Linked DNA regions of Homo sapiens: region 1 is linked to region 2. The links are chromatin contacts, found by Hi-C or POLR2A ChIA-PET in ENCODE. All regions are on one chromosome and are shown on one strand. Each heading gives the region's core, a stretch centred on a gene start or an enhancer-like site at or near the end of the contact. The rest is flanking DNA. Distances are from core to core; before and after follow the strand shown. Region 1 holds the start of ZNF217 (zinc finger protein 217). Region 2 holds the start of TSHZ2 (teashirt zinc finger homeobox 2).

Region 1 (2,700 bases), core at 49-2,548, 620 kb after region 2:
TCCCGTCTTCGGTGGCCCTACCCAGAATCCCAAAATGTGGGTTCCAACCCGGGCCCTGAACATCTTCTCAAACTCCCGGGACCCAGGTTCCGGCGCGCGCCCCGCGTGCCGGGTCTTGCCCCTCGGGCGGGACCGCCCAGGCAGCCCCAAATCCAGCCTCCCGGGCCCCCAGCAGCGCCCTCCGCCTCTCCACCATCCCGTCCGGCTCGCAGTCGGGGCCAAATCGAGAGACAAGAGGGCTGTGCCTGAAACTGAGCGGTTTCACCACTCGGCACCTCCTGGCAGAAACTTCCCTTAAAAAAAAAAAAAAAGAAAAGAAAAAAAAAAGCAGCAGCACTTTTGGGCTAGCATTTCAATCCTTCCTGCCCTTTAGAGTTCCCAGTTCTGCTTCCAGCTGGCTTTGGGTGTTCCACTAGAATTGAGTTGTAAAGATATTCTTTAAGTGTTTATAGAACATTAAGACTTAAAAAAATCTTTAAAATTAGAGGAGGGAAAAAAAAAGCCACCTTATCGCACACATCCAGGAAACGCAGCCCCGTGCATCCCTGTTCAGGGATGAGCAGGCGCCCCAAGACTCCCGGGGACAGATTTTTGGGCACCCGAGGGAGTCACGGGGCGCGCGTCGGGGTCCGCGGCGAGGCCCAGCCCCTCCCGCGGTCCCTTAGAGGCGCCCTCCGCCCGGCCCGAGTGGACCGTCCCGGCCATTGTTTACGGGGGGATGCCCGTCCGGACGCATTGTTTTGGCCGCTTCCAACTTGCCCCGGCCCTTCCCCGGGCATCGCGGGGGGACCCTACGCCGACGTTCCCCCTCCGCCCGCGCCCCAAGGGCCAACTGGGCAAATTGGGAGACCCGCCCCGCGGGGCGACCCAACTTTTCGGAACAGCCCCCCACCGCCCACCCCCGCAGACCCCCGCTCCCGGCGGAGATTCAGGGAACCCCGCACCCCAAGCCCCTCTGAATCGTGCGGCGTGAGTGTGACGGCCAAGAGCGGATGCAGCCCGGGATCGCCCGCACCTTCCCGCGGGCGGAAGCGCAGGAGCCGGCTGGGGAGGGGGCGCCCTAGAGGAGCGGATAGAAAGCTGAGACGGGGAACTGAGGTCATCCTGGGGGGGGACAAGACAACGAGAGCCGGGCGCCTCGGGGGCGGCGCGGGAGCCTCCGCAGGACCGGGCGGGCGCCCCGGCTGGCGCGGGCGGGGGGCGCGCCCCCTTTACCTGCGGCTCCGGCTCCTCGGCCATTTCCTCGCGCGGCGGCGGCCGGGACTGAGCTGACACCACTCGGGCCGGCCGGGTTTGAATGAGGAGGAGCGGGCGCGGAGGGGAGGGGGCGGGGAGGGCGGAGGGAGGGAGGGAGGCGTCGCGGAGTTTCTCTCAGCCTTTTGTGCGGACACCTCCCGGATTCCGCGCCCGCACCCGGCCCCCCAAAAGACACGGGGAGCCGCGGGCGAGGGGTGCAGCCATCCGCCGAGGAGCCTAGTGCCTTCGCGCCTCCAAGACCCCCCCCCAACAAAAAAGGAGCGTCCCCCACCCCCACCCCCGCCCGGAGAATATAGGGGCCGGGCTCACCTCGGGCGCGGGGCTAAGGTGAGCGGGGCGGGGGTGCGCACGGGGGCAAAGGCGCGGGCGCCCCCTACTCGTCCGCGCGGGGACAGTGCAGGCGCGGGGGGTCCCTAGAGCCGCCGGGGCGCGGCGCGTCCGGCGCTGGGGGACTGTTGGGTCAGAAAGTGTTCAGGGAGCAGCTGTTGCGCCCTCCCTCGGCCCCGCCGCTCGGAGACGCCCCGCCCCCTGCCTTCACCGGCCGCCCCGCCCCCTGCCTTCACCGGCCGCCCGGCCACGCCCCACACCGCCCCGGCCCCGCCCCAGCGCCCACGTGACTAGCATAGGCGCGCCCCTGCTCCGCCCCCCGCCGCCGACTCCGCCTCCGGGACGGGAGCGAGCGGCGAGCGCGCGCACTCCCAGTTCTCGCTCGGCGACTCCCGCGCACGCGCGCGCCGTGCCACCCTCCCCGCGCCCCCCGCCCCGCACCCCTCCTCCCGCCATCCGGCTTAACGTGGCGGGCGCGCGCCGCGGCGGTAGCCGTGACAGGTACCCGGGGAGGCCGGAGGGAGGGGGCCGCGAGGGTGTGCGCAGGCGCAGATCCGGCCCTGTCCCCGCCGCCCCCTCCTCTGCAAGGTGTGCGCGGGCGAGGGGAGGGGCCCGCGGCCCGAACCCCTGGGTCACCCCGAATTACAAACAAAAACCTTAACGCCGTTGCTCGCGGGTTAGAAGGCAGCTGTGCGCGAAAAACACCAAAGATTTTCTTCAAGCTTGAGGAAGGTCGAGAAGATAAACAGTTTTTAAATGAGTATCTTCAGAAAGCTATTTAATTGTTGTGATTTTTTTTTTTCTGAAAGGGCTGGGCTTGCGCTATTCTAACTTGAGATTTCTAAACTTAGCCTAGGTTCCAAGAATCTACTTGGTTTTGATAGAAATCCATTTGGAGGAAACCGGGGACAAAAAAAGGGACAAAAAAAAAAAAAAAAAAACCGCTACCCTTTCCCCTCCTCCCTACGCACAACTCATTTAAAGCGTTTCCCAAATGTTTTCTTTCCTTACTGAAAAAAAGGACAAAAAAAAGATCCTGATTCCTAAGGCCTGTGATATTTCCCCATTTTAAATAAGCTTCGAGGAACCATAGACATAACAAGCACATCCACAATT
Region 2 (2,700 bases), core at 182-2,681:
GTAACCGAAAACCACTTTTACCCCTAAAGCTATTGAAATAAAAAAAATAATAAAGCAAAAAAAAACACCTCTAGTCCCAGCCTGCATCAAATGCCCTCAGTTGCTTTGCCCTCTCACTGGAAGGAGCACTCCTTGAGGGCATGGTCTAGGTTCACCTTGTTCACAGACTTGCCCCCAACACCTCAAAAGGTGCCTGGCCGATAGCAGAACTCAATAATCACATGTTTGTTTCAATCTCTCTGTGCTCAAATGCCATATCCTACATTGAATCTAGAGCCACCCACCCCCTTTTAGACACTATTACAGCACTCAGCTTAACGTCTTCATGGAGCGAATCACTCAAAGTATCCTGTTTATTTGCTTGCTTACTTTTCATTCATTCAACAAATATTTTACTGGGCACTTATTATATGTCTTGTGCTTTGCCAGCACTTGGGGATATAAGAGAACAAAGAGGCAAAAATCCTTCCTTCCATTGGAGCTTACATTCAAGAGGGGAACTTGTACAATCAACAGAATAGAAAACTGTCTATAACCTGTGTGACACTCACTGATCAGCTCACTGGGGAATAACAAAATGGAGAAATGGGGCAGGGAGTGTGTGTGTGTGTGTGTGTGTGTATTTTAGGTGAGGTAGACCTTTGGGAAAAGGGGACATTTAAGCAAAGATTGGATAGCTGGGGGGCACTTGTCTGCACTCCCCCATTAGAATATAAATACCAACATGGCCACCACCTTCCCTTTCTCTGTGGCCTCTGTGTCTCCAGAATAGGCACATAGTAGATGCTCAATAAACATTCTTCAAAGGAAACAAAAAGAGGAGTATATGATTAGACCTTAAAGTAGACAGAAGGGAGATTTTTGTTTTTGTGACCACCCATTGATTAGCGAGAAAGTGGGAGGGACAGGGGCACTAAATTGAAGGGGTCGTGGGGAGCACATTTTGGTGGGGGCAGGTTAAGACTTACAGGATGGAGATCCTCACTGGATAAGGTCCCCTCCCCCTTCCCAGCCCCGAGCAAACCTAAGTTCTCCCTCTCCTAAGATTGTGCATGGTCCCTGCTGGTCAGCCAACCTGGCCCCCCTGAATCTCCCTCCACAGCCTCCCAGCTTCAGAGTTCAGCCATCATCACACTGCCTCCTTTTCTCCCGCACCCCTTCCCTCCTCACCTCCTTTCCTCCCGCCCCCGCCCCTTCCGCCTCCCGGAGGGGTGTCCCCGCGCCCGGTGGGCACGCCCTCGCCCCGGCGGAGAGGGCGCACAGAGGGGCCTGGGCCGGCGCGCCGGGGCCCCCGCCCCCAGCCCCTCTCCCCTGCGGGACGCTGTCCCTTTAATAGGCTCCCGCTGCCTGGCGCTCTGCGGCTGGGGAGTAAATTTCTCCCTGTCATCAGGTCGCGGGGAGAGGAGGAGGAGGAGGAGTTTGTTAATGTTCAGTTTGTTCAGCGGGATCGATGTTTGCTGGCATCGCCTCGCCCTGTCTTGTGTGTGTGTGCGAGGGTGTGTGTGTGTGTTTGTGTGTGTGTGCATATGTGGGGGGTGTGAGTGTGTGTGTGCGAGGAAGCGGGGGTGCGTGCGCGTGTGAGTGCGTGTGTGAGTGTCTGTGTGTGTGTCTGTGTGTGTGTGTGAGTGAGTGAATTCCAGATTTTCTGTCTTTCCAAAACCCGCTCCTGTCCTCTCGCATATCACTCACAGACGGGGATCTGACAGCAGCCACAAACCTACAGTGAGTGATCGCTCTCCCCCCGGCACGAATCCGCCATAGAGATCGGCGAGGAGGAGGAGGAGGAGGAGGAAGAAAAGAAGGAGGAGGTGGAGGAGGAGGTGGAGGAGGAGGAGGAGGAGGGAAAGAGGAGAAGGAAGAAGAAGAAAAAGAAGAAACCCACTACCTTCCCAGGATTGCCTTTTTTTTTTCCTTATCTTTACGCGCGAGTGTGCCTGTGGCGCGTGTGCGCCCCTCGTCCCTTCCATCCGAACCCGGGCTTGGATGTTTAATAAAGAAATCAAGTGTCTCAACAGTCACCAAAAAAAAAAAAAACCGCAAAAACAAAACCAAAAAAATTCCAAAAGCAAAAACAAAAAAGAGAGAGGAAAAAAAATTCAAAATAAACAAACAAACAAACAAGGCAGAACCAACCTCTACTTCAAAGCAGCCGGCACAAGCCACCCGTGTCTGCCACCCAGAGAGGGGGGTCTCTGGCCCGTGGTGGAGGAGTTGCAGGGGGGATCGTCAGGGGGACAGAGGCCGAGTGACGTCCTAGGAGCCACCGGGCAAGAGGCGGAGGAGACCCAGAGAGGCCAGAGAGACAGCGGGCCCCAGCGCGCGGCTCGGGGCTGGGGCGCCAGAAGTGGGACTGGAGCGAAGTAGAGGATGCCGAGGAGAAAACAGCAGGCACCCAAGCGGGCGGCAGGTAAGAGAAACGGCTCCGCTTCGGGGCTGCCCTGTGCGCCGAGCTCCTCGCCCGCCCTCCTTGCCCCTGGGTGCCCGGGGGCACCACCCACTTAAGCTTTCGGGGGAGTTTGCGCCGGGTGCCCTTCTAATAACCCCGTCCTCTCTCGCCTTCTCTGGTCTCCCAAATCCTCCCCTTCCAAGCTCCGGTTGGGTTGGGGTGAGCTATCCCACCAAGCCTTTCCTCCTTAAACTTTCTTTCCTCCACCCTCTACCCCACCCCTAACTTTCTTCCAGTCTGTTTCTTGCCTCTCG

The links. Hi-C counts contacts between places; a loop is a spot of excess contacts on that map. ChIA-PET counts read pairs that join two places held with the same protein, here RNA polymerase II (POLR2A). Pooled maps may share reads with other maps.
Region 1: a loop to region 2 is called in a pooled map, with 5 times the contacts of the local background. The contact joins the promoter of ZNF217 here to the promoter of TSHZ2 in region 2. A Hi-C loop is called at or near these places in 7 of 50 pooled maps. POLR2A ChIA-PET finds 5 or more read pairs at or near these places in 2 of 52 experiments (GM12878 and activated naive CD4-positive, alpha-beta T cell).

Annotation. Positions count from the first base shown.
Region 1 is chr20:53,592,541-53,595,240 of GRCh38, forward strand. ZNF217 (zinc finger protein 217) reads right to left here and starts at 1,299. Exons shown (of 6, transcript NM_006526.3): 1 at 1,216-1,299. RefSeq lists silencers at 10-249, 670-819, 1,310-1,389, 1,480-2,319.
Region 2 is chr20:52,970,927-52,973,626 of GRCh38, forward strand. TSHZ2 (teashirt zinc finger homeobox 2) reads left to right here and starts at 1,432. Exons shown (of 3, transcript NM_173485.6): 1 at 1,432-2,407. The coding sequence starts at 2,368.